Regions from separate parts of the Mus musculus genome. Here region 2 is linked to region 1. Evidence: chromatin loops called from intact Hi-C (ENCODE). Cell type or tissue: heart. All regions are shown on one strand. Links, peaks and the distances in the headings refer to the core of each region. The heading gives the core; the rest is flanking DNA.

Region 1 (5,322 bases), core at 461-4,460:
AAAGGTTGTGTGTCTGCCACCACTAATGAAAGCCTGCTTCCATCCACAGGTGAGATCTGGAACCATCTTTGATAACTTCCTGATCACAGATGATGAAGAATATGCAGAGAAGTTTGGCAAGGCCACCTGGGGAGAAACTAAGGTAGGTACAAACCCCAAACTCTTTTTTTTTTTTTTTTTTTTGAGGTAGGGATTCGATACATAGACCATGCTGACCTTGAACTCAGAGATTGGCCTTCCTCTGTCTCCAAGAGCTAGGATTAAGACATGCTTGTACACCCAGCTTTCTTTAAAAAAAAATCTGTAATTATGTGTCTGTGCACACGCGTGCAGTGCCGACAGAGGCCATTAGACTGCAGTCACAGCAGATGTGAGTTGCCTAAAGTGGGTGCTGGGAACTAAGCTCCTTGAGAGAAGCATTATGTCTAAGCCAGCCCTCTAGCCCTTGCTTTTTCTTGTTTCTTTCTAGAGGGAGGGGTCTTTGTATAGCTTCGGCTGCCGTGGAATTTACCACACAATGTATGGGACTTCATTCATATTCTTGCTTCCCAAGTATTGAGTTCACAGATGTATGCCAGCATACAGACAGGGGTATCTATAGTAGTTAGTTTCTATCTCTCTTTAAAAAAAAAGATTTATTTAATTTATTATATGTAAGTACACTAGTACATTTTAGCTGTCTTCAGACACCAGAAGAGGGAATCAGGTCTTGTTACAGATGGTTGTGAGCTACCATGTGATTGTTGGGATTTGAACTCAGGACCTCTGGAAGAGTAGTCAGAGCTCTTGACTACTGAGACATCTCTCCAGCTCCCAGTTTTTATCTCTTTAGAGATAAGGTCGTATGCATTCTCAGATTGGCCTTAACCTTGCTGTATGGTCAACAATGACCTTGGACTAATGACCTCTGGGCCTGCATGTCAGGTGGGCACCACCATGCCTGATTTTTCCTATGCTAGCTATTGAATCCAGTGCCAGGCAAGCATTATCAACTACAAGCACTCTACCAATAGAGCCACAAGCTCTCTATCAATTGAGCTATAAGCATTCTACCAATTGAGCTACAAGCACTATACCAACTGAACTACAAGCACTCTATTATATGAGTCCCAGCCCCAGCTCCAGTCTGTTTTATTTTTGTCCTTTCCTCCAGGGTCCAGAAAAGGAGATGGATGCCATACAGGCCAAGGAAGAAGTGAAAAAGGCCCGTGAAGAAGATGAGGAGGATCTGCTGATGGGGAAGTTTCACAGGCACAACCATTTCAGCAGATTCCACAGGCAGGGCGAACTATAGTCATCCTCACTCTGCATGCTGAGTGGCCCAGCTGCAACTCTAATAATACACATTTGAATGATCACATCTACATGGTCATTTGTCCAGTTTCTGAAAAACAATCCCCTGTTTGTGTTAGGGTCCCCCATTTCTTCTATAGACCCCTATGACCCCAGGGTCTGCAATAAGTTTCTGTTGACGGCATGTGGTGGCACACTCCTTTAATCTCAGGACTTGAGAGGCAGAAGCAGACAGATCTGGGATTTCCACATCAGCCTGGTCCATGTAGTGAGTTCTAGGACAGCCTGGGACACATAGTGAGACACTGTTTAAATTTTTTTCCCTGCATAGAACAGATCATTGAAAGCCAGAGACCTATAAGAATCTGGCCATAAACAATGTGCTTTTTTTTTTTTTTGAAACTCTTAAATATTTTCATGAATAAAAGATGATAAAATAATTTTTAAAAATATTTTGTTTTACTTTTAAAGATTTATTATTTACTTTTTGTAAAATGTGTGTGTGTATATCTCTGTTTGTATTGTACTACATGCAGTTGCCCATTGAAGCCAGAAGAGAGCATCAGATCCTCTGGAGCAGGGGTGGGGGTGGTGGTGGTGGGTGGGGTGGTGGTGTTGTTTGTTTGTCATGGGTGCTGGAAAATGAACTCGGGTCCTCTGGGAGAGCAGCCAGTGAGTGCTCTTTACCACTGAGCCATCTCTCCCCAGCCCCTCTATTTTTCTTTTAAATCATTTTAAAGATTTATTTATATGTATAAGTGTTTTGTCTATGTAGTGGTTTGAATGAAAATGGCACCCATAGGTTCATATATTTAAATGTTAGGGAGTGGCACTATTTGAAAGGATTAGTGGGTATGTGGCCTTGTTGGAGGAAGTGTGTCACTGGCGGTGGGCTTTGAGGTTTCAAAAGCCCACACCAGGCCCAGTGTCTCTCTGGATTAGATATAAGTGCTCAGCTACTGCTTTAGGAACATGCTTTTCCTGCTGGTTACCATGCATCCTGCCATCATGGTCATTGACTCTAAGTCTCTGGAACTGTAAACTCCCTCCACCCTCACCCCGATAAACTCTCTTATACATTGCCTTGGCTGTGGTGTCTTATAGCAACAGAAAAGACACCAAGTGCTAGGATGACAGGTATGTGCCATGATACATGGCTATATTTCCTTAATCCACCCCCCTCCCCTTTTTTTAAGATAATGTTTCACCATGTAGTTCTGGCTAGCTTATAGCTCCTTATGTAGACCAGGTTGCCTACAAACACATGAGATCTGACTCTGCCTCCTTGAGGGCTGAGATTAAAGGCATGTGTTACCACACCTAGCTGGAAAAGTTTTTAAAATTTTTATGGGCTAGAGAGATGAGTCTGTGATTAAGGGCACTTGCTGCTTTCTCAGAGGATCTCCGTTCAATTCTCAATACCTACATCAGGCACTGGACAACCACTGATGCCCTCTTCTGGCCTCTGCAGGTGTCTGCACTTATGTACACAAACACACATACACAGAGCTTTTAAAACAAAGATTTGTGTTATGTGTATGGTGAGGCAGCTGGTCACACAGCATCCATTGTCCTGGCCTCCAGCACATGGAACAAGTGTGTGTGTGTGTGTGGGGGGGTCTTCCTTCCTCAGCTTAGTCTAGAAATTCACAGTTGTAACCCAGAGCTTTGTCTCCTATATGATTCTAGATCCTGTGCAGCTGGCAATCAGGATCAGTCACAACTACCTCAAGAAATCAAACACAGTGGGACTGAGTGTGGCGGTATATGTGTACCATGTTTCCCAGCACCTGTGTAGTGGTTTGAATGAGGATGTCCTAAGGGGCAGCAAGATAGCTCAGTGGGTAAAGATGCTTGCGGCCAAGGCTAACAACCTGAGTCCTATCTCTGTGACTCATGGTGGAAGGGGCCATCCAACACACAAATCTTTTAAGATGTAAGTTAAAATGTAACTTAAAAAAAAAAAAAAAGACAAAGAAATACCAGAGTAGGGGCTGGTGAGATGGCTCAGTGGGTAAGAGCACCCGACTGCTCTTCTGAAGGTTCGGAGTTCAAATCCCAGCAACCACATGGTGGCTCACAACCATCCTTAACAAGATCTGACTCCCTCTTCTGGATTGTCTGAAGATAGCTACAGTGTACTTACATATAATAAATAAATGAATCTTTAAAAAAAAAAAAAAAAAGAAATACCAGAGTAGCTGAAGATATAGTTAGTTGGTTAAGGGTGCTTGTTGCTTTTCCAGAGGACCCTAGTTCTGTTCCCACTCATATCGGGGGTTGGGGGCTCATAAGTGCTTTTAACTCCAGCTCAATGGCATCTAATAAACTCTTCTCTCTTGGGCAGGCATTGGCACGAGCACAGCAGGCATATACACATAAAAAAACAACAAAAAACACCAGATGTCAGGCTACACCCACATCTGCAAGCAATCAGAACCCAAATCTGTTTAACAAGCATACTGAGTGGTACTAACACTGCATATGGCCCAAGTTAGACTTGAGCACCATGGTACTTTGTTGTGTGCCACTGTCTCCATTTCCCCGGGAAAAGTTCAGCAAACCCTAGGCATTAGTAGAGGCTACTAGAGTGGAGAAGTTAAGACGGTGCCTGGGTTTAGCCAAGCTCCGATTCACAGACCCAGACTGGAAAGTGCAGGGAGCTGGAGTGCAGCGGTCTGGAAGGGAGCCCTACCTATCCCTTGGGTTCCCTGCCTCACAGGAGCCTCCAAAGCCAGGGGCTCGGTTTGCCCACTCCAATCAGGAGATGCACACGAGGCCCTCCCCACCCCCACAGACCGACTAGCCCGCCCACTCTCGGCCCACTAAACTTACGAGGCTCCGAACCTTCTAGTCACGCTGTGCTTTAGGCTAGGCTCTCTAAATCACCCGGTACGGCCAACTCTGGTAAGGCTATGCGACAGAGCCTTCCCCATAAAGGCTCCGCCTCCAGCCAGAACTGCCCCGCCCTCTCCACTGTGATCGAGGCTCCGCCCTCTTACTGCAAAACTTCTCACGGGAGGACTTGGATTCCCTTCTGCGCACGTGTACTCTGGTCCTGTGGCCTGTCCTTGCGCTGGCTGTGCTGCGCGCGCATCGCATCCCTCCTTCGTACTAGTGCGCAGGCACGGCCCCGCCCCCGTTCCTTCGGCGCTCCGGAGGCCGAGTCCGCACGAAGATGGCGGCGCCGCTTGTACCCCTCTCGCAGCAGGTATGGTGCTGGGGTGCGCCGTGGGGCGGTGCGGACGGTGGTTGCCGCGAGAAAGATAAGTCGTCGCGGAAGCGCGGCTCCAGGGGACCGCGGAGGCGCGCGCTGAAGGCTCAGAGGCTGAGTGGCGGGGGCCGGGCGGTTCTGAAGGTGACAGGCCGGAGCGGCCCGCATACTCTTGCGCCGGGCGACCCCCGAGCGGCTGCGAAGAGGTGATGGGGCGCGGCCGCTGCGTATGTCTGCTCCGTCTGGGGCCTGGCCAGGTTAAGGGACGGGGGGGGGTTTGGGGGGTGGGCGCTGTTGTTCGAGCCGCGTCGCGCTTCGTCCCCGCGGAGGCGAGCGAGAGCGGTGGGCCCGCCGCCAGTCTTTGTCTCCCGCGGGGTCGGGCGTCGGGGCGGGTGGTGTCCCATACTGGAGTCGCAAGGGGAACCGGGACACGCCCGCTTCGCCTCTGGCCGCCCAGCCCTCCTTCCCCCGAGATCCGCTTCCGCTGCTCTGTGCGGTGCGAAAAGCGCGGATCCTACGCCCCCAACGGTATGCACCAGTCTTCGTCCTCAGGGTCGCTGGATGGTTTTCTTGAACGTATCAAATGCTACAGGGACGTACAGAATAGCAGTGAGAAGGCCATTGTGCTTCTAGCGGAAAACATTCATTCATTCTTCAGCCACTTTCTAACGTGCTTGGGATCAGGTGCTTGGGAGCTCAGCAGTCTCTCACTGACAAAGTCTCTAGTTCCAGGTGACATCCATAAGAATTAGAAAGTATTCCTGTCCTGCTAATTTGCCAAATTACCCGTTTGTTCCACACAGCATATTATATGC
Region 2 (5,322 bases), core at 482-4,481, 140 kb before region 1:
AGTGTGTACTACCAACCCTAGTCATAATAGCATTTTACCCCAGGCTTCCCCGGGAACTATGGGGAAAACTCTGGTAATGTGGGAACTGGGTCAAGTCTAAGTTCAGGCTGCACAGCTGCTGCAGACATTGTTGATTGTGTCCTTCACACCCGCAGCATGCCTGAGCCTACCCACTTGCCTAGCATTGTAACATGCCACTCTGTTGGCTGATCCCCAGCCTTGGATAGTTGGGATGGCTTTCTGCCTTTCTCAGCTTAGGACTGTAGTTTCAGGAAAAAAAGGTTCCATTCATTCTGAAGAGGAATTGTGCTGAAAAAGAATGCTGTCATAGGGTTTGCACTTATTATCTCATTTGAGTTCTGATAAAGTGTTTTTGGACTACTTACTGTGTGTGTGAAAAATTGAAACCCATGAATCTTCTTGGTTTTTATTATTATTTATTTATTTATTTTTGGTTCTGGGCTAGGGCCTTTTGATGCCACTGAACCATATCACCAGCTCTATATGTGTGTCTGTTTGGAATGTTGTTCAGAAACTTCTCGTGGCTGGAGATGTAGTTCATGTAGAGTGACATAGTATAATTTTACAGGAAAGGACTGAGAGTCTGGCTCAGGGGTGGAGTTCCTGCCTAGAATTTCCCAGTGAGGGGCTGGGGTGTGTGGCTCAGGGATGGGGTCCCTTTCAGAACCATTTGAGACTCTCAAGTCAGATGTTCTAGAAGCTGTTAAGCAATAGCTCTTTCCCTTGCTATAACCAGATATATGTAACCTGAAGTGACAACCCACTTTGTGCTCCTGAAGGTTAAACCTGTTATCCCAACGTTACCACTGGGATATGGAGTTTCAGTTAAATTGTCTCTCACGCTTAAGAGCTACAAGATATGAAGTGCTGTCTTCTGCCTCCCACCACCCAGCCTGAACAAATAAGCCCTCTTTTTATCCCTTCTTTACAACACTGACAAACACACAGGTCAAGTTGTCCACAAGTGATCATGCTGGGATGCTGCAGAGCGGAGGACTGTGTTGTACTGGGTCTACCTGATTATAGTGTCGCACATACAGCCACAAGCATATGCTGTGTGCAAATAAAAAACAAAAGAGTTACCATGACAAACATTCAGTCTATCTACTCCTATCCTTACCCAGATAGCCTTATGAAAGTATACCACCAACAGAGAACTGAAGAGTTCAACTCATCACCTAGGACCCTCTGACTTTTCAGATGATGGCTGCCTGTAGGTCACTGAGCAGCTCAGAAGGGCAGTGCCTCTGGGCTGGCAGCAGTGTTCACTCCAAAGGGCCTTCAGGTTCTCTAGGCCTCACGCTGAGCAAGGCCCATCTCGAAGGATACAAGAGTCGCCAAGACAGCACCAACAGCAAGACCATGTGGAAGAAGCCATGGTATGTGAGGAGCAGGGTCCAGGGCCAATCATCCAGGGTGTAGCCATTCTGTAGCATCTGACTGGACAGGCACAGTACAGCCCTGCCACTTCGCAGCATCCCATGGATGCTCTGAGCTAATGGGCATTTCCTAGATGGAAGACATAAGCAAATCCTTAGCCTTCATTGTCTTCCTGGCTTCGAGAACAAAATGTGCCCGTGGTTACAGTCCTGCCATGTGTATGCTGTGGTTTATGGTAGCTTCTCTGGTGGGGTGCATAGCTTCTCAGGGGGGAGGCTCTGGATTGCTTGGTCCTGCCCCAGCAGGGAAGCTTCTGTTTGCTTTACTCTAAGTTTCTTTTCTTTCTTTTTTTTTTTTTTTTTTTTTTTGGATTTTCGAGACAGGGTTTCTCTGTGTAGCCCTGGCTGTCCTGGCACTCACTTTGTAGACCAGTCTGGCCTCGAACTCAGAAATCCGCCTGCCTCTGCCTCCCGAGTGCTGGGATTAAAGGCGTGCGCCACCACACCCTGCCCATTTTGATCCTTTAATGATTGTAACATACAGACTTGTAAGCTAGCTTCACCCACCCATGGTCGTCCATGCTCAGAGGCACCTGGAGCATAGCCCTCTAGGGAAATGTCTGTGGTGCATGAGGTTTCTTTGTGCATTATTACCTTAGTGTCTTAATAGCTAATTTTTTTTTAAATTATTATTTTTTTTTTATCTACACAAGTGTTTTGCCTGTATGTATGTGTGCATGCAGTGTCCATGGAGACCAGAAGAGGGTGCATGATCCCCTGGAACTGGAATTACGAATGTTTGTGAGCCACCATGTGGGTGTTGGGAATGGAACCTGGGTCCTCTGTAGAAGCAGCCATGCAAGGGCCACTCTGTGACAACCAGGCATTTTCCTTTCATGTATGAAGTATCTGAAGGTACCTTACATTTTCCTGTTTGATGAGAGATGTGTACCATATGTCTCAAGCAGAGCCATGCTTTAAAATACAAGGCTAGTGGTGGCAGCACACTCCTTTAACCCTGGCACTGGGGAGGCAGAGGCAGGAGAATCTATGTAAGTTCGAGGCCAGCCTGGTCTAGAGAGTTCCAGGACAACCAGGGCTACATAGAGAACCCCTGCCTTAAAAACGAACAACAACAAACAGAATGTATGGGTAAAACACTCATTTGCATGTGAGTGAGTAAATCACTATGGAGTGTCTAATGGGTGAGAAGGTTCAGCAGATACAGCACCTTCTGGGACCCACATGCCAGCTCCACAAGTTATCCTCTGACCCGGGAGGCATGGCCAACTGTCTGGGCTCATTGGTTAGGTTTGGTTTTCTTGCTGGGATGGCAGGCCAATATTGCCATATCCAGCTTAGAAAGGTGTTTGAACCCAGTCTGAGACTCATTTAGAAAACCAAGAGTTGGTGTGCCCCAGGAACCCTGAAGAGTAAGGACAGGGAAGGCTTGTTTGGTCCCTTTTGCCTAGGGTGACTATTGTACAGGTAGATGGAGGCTTCCACTCCAGCCCTCAAACCTCAGAGCTCTTTGAGCCTGGGGTGGGTGCTAGCAAGGCCTAGATGGACTGTGCTGGCCTCCAGCCTAAGTCAGACGCCTTTCCTCCCCTCCCTCCCTTCATCTTATGTAGCCCACATGGCCAACTTTGCTACTTGAAATTATTGCAGAATTTGAATCTTGTTTCCCATAGGTGACAGACATGCACAGCCACGCAGTTTTTCCTTCTTTCCTTTCTTGGGGCTTCATGCATGGTTTTGGTGACTTTTCCTGCGGTGGTAATGACCAAATGTCTATTCACCCCCGAAAAAACACCAGTCATAGACCAAAGAAAAGATTTCATTCAATCTAGTGGGGAGAACCTGCAAGGTTCTTGGATGCATGGAGGAGTGTGAGACTCAACGAATAGGCTCCCCGTGCAGTCTGCAAACTGCAGCCCTGGAGGTCCCTTCCCCTAGCTTACTTCTGCTGCCTTACAGTGCTGGGCGGGGCCTCCTCAGCTCAGAACTTTCTGGGCTTCTGAGTCTGGTAAATTGCTGGACCTTCTGCTTCTCCTATAAGGAGAATTTTAGTTCCCAAGTAATTGGTGCATAATAGCTGCAAAGCTAGTGTCCCCCAACTGAGCTGCACCCCAACACCAACGTTCTCCATTTCAGTTGTGTTCTGGGGAGGTCAAGGCTGCTGCTGGCCACTGCACTGGCTACTCTTAGGGAACACTCTTTGCCTCTGTATCCCAGCATACCTGAGACTTCCAGTAGGTCACTTTTTCAGAGTAAGGATTGTTGATTGTGGTAGTTCTCTCTGCCCCCACCCCCAATATGCAGCTTTTGGACAGTTGGCAGGCTCTAGCCTTGACTATTAGGATAGCAGTAACCTCAAAATAGCCCTAGCTGAGGAAAGGAGCTGCAAAGGGTGAGATAGCAGCCAGGAACAGGAAGAGTTTCCCACCTCTGGTGGCAAGAGACCTGAGTACCTTCTTACCCTGCCATAACAAAATGGCATACACTTCATGCCTCACAATAATGTGCACTTATTCTCTGTTAGTTCGGGAGTAAGAAGCCCACGATAGGGGTCCCAGCATCCAGGCTCCTGCCAGAGGCTGCAGTGGCGAATCTTTCTTCCTGTATAGGCTGACACACAACCACTCCATGGTATGATTAAAGGGAAGGTTTTTTTTTTTTTTTTTATTGTAGGTGTGTGTGTGAGAGAGAGACAGAGAAACAGGCAGACAGGCAGAGTGGTCTCAACAGGGCCATCAGATTGGACCGTGATGGGATAAAGAATTGGAGAGCTGGCTCAGCGGTTAAGAGCATTGGCTGCTCTTCCAAAGGACTCAGGTTTGATTTCCAGCATCTACACAGGAGCTCACAACTGTCTGTAACTCCAATGCTAGGGGAGCTGATTCTTCTGGCCTGCTTGGACACTGCATGCATATGGTTTACATGCATGCAAGCAAAACACCCACACATGTAAAATAAAACATTTTAAAAATACTGTGTAGCTGGGTGGTGGTGGTGCACACCTTTAATCCCAGCACTTGGGAGGCAGAGGCAAGCAGATTTCTTGCTCTCACTCTGTAGACCAGGCTGGCCTCGAACTCAGAAATCTGCCTGCCTCTGCCTCCCAAGTACTGAGATTAAAGGCGTGTGCCACCACTGCCTGACCTCCTTTTCCTTTTAAAAGATTTATTATATGTAAGTACATTGTAGCTGTCTTCAGACACACCAGAAAAGGGCAGAGGGCATCCAATCAGATTGCAGATGGTTGTGACCCACCATGTGGTTTCTGGGATTTGAACTCAGGACCTCCAGAAGAGCAGTCAGTGCTCTTAACTGCTGAGCCATCTCTCCAGCTCTCGCTCTGAGCCCTGCTCATTCCACAACACTGCTGATCTCTTAACACTAATTTCTTAGCTCCAGTAGTCCCTTCTATTTTTGACTAAAGCCAGAGTCACATGGCTGAAGCTGCCAAGTTCTGCTGCTTGCAGGAGCTGGAACATGGCTCCCTAGTTTTATTACATTATTACCAGCTTTGTTTTCCAACTCCTTCATTGCCTAAGCTTGGCAGTCCTGGATCTTTTTCTATAGATTGACCTTGAACTCAGAAATTTGCATGTGTTTCTCCTGAGCAATAGGATTAAAGGTGTGGTCCATCAAGGTTGGATTTAAACTTTTCTTCACCTAGAACTTGCTCTTTCTCAGGCTGATCTTGAATTCAGAGATCTTCTTGGCTTTATGTCTTGGGATTAAAGTTGTGCACCACCATGCCTGGATCTAAACTTTGCTAGGTAAGATCTTGCCCCAAAGTCCCACTCCTTTAATTCAATCTAATATCCTTGAACAGAGGATTAGCTCCACTTCATTTGCTGGTGCCCTTTCTAATACTCGAATCATACATTTTATATTTTTCTCTTCTAAACTTGCC

What was found. A loop is a pair of places that touch in the nucleus more often than their neighbours do. Peaks named below come from ENCODE experiments on the same cell type or tissue, not always from the same donor. Only the 100,000 strongest peaks of a DNase experiment are listed, where the experiment ranks them.
Region 2: a loop joins it to region 1, with 2.3 times the contacts of the local background. A loop is called at or near these places in 1 of 42 quality-filtered maps.

The regions. Positions count from the first base shown.
Region 1 is chr8:72,420,587-72,425,908 of GRCm38, reverse strand. It overlaps Eps15l1 (epidermal growth factor receptor pathway substrate 15-like 1), which reads left to right and starts at 4,435. Exons shown (of 24, transcript NM_007944.3): 1 at 4,435-4,504. The coding sequence starts at 4,472. Calr3 (calreticulin 3) reads left to right here. Exons shown (of 9, transcript NM_028500.3): 8 at 50-142; 9 at 1,154-1,726. The coding sequence ends at 1,294. It overlaps Gm46043 (a long non-coding RNA gene), which reads right to left. Exons shown (of 3, transcript XR_001778581.2): 1 at 4,129-5,322. In heart, for the core only: a CTCF peak has its summit at 2,764 (motif pointing left); a DNase peak (open chromatin) is centred at 4,418; H3K4me3 peaks cover 949 bases; H3K27ac peaks cover 913 bases.
Region 2 is chr8:72,560,981-72,566,302 of GRCm38, reverse strand. It overlaps Smim7 (small integral membrane protein 7), which reads left to right. Exons shown (of 5, transcript NM_172396.3): 5 at 1-1,105. Among named protein-coding and RNA genes, the nearest start is that of Smim7, 7.4 kb to the left of the region's middle. In heart, for the core only: a CTCF peak has its summit at 2,152 (motif pointing right); no DNase peak of the experiment used is centred there.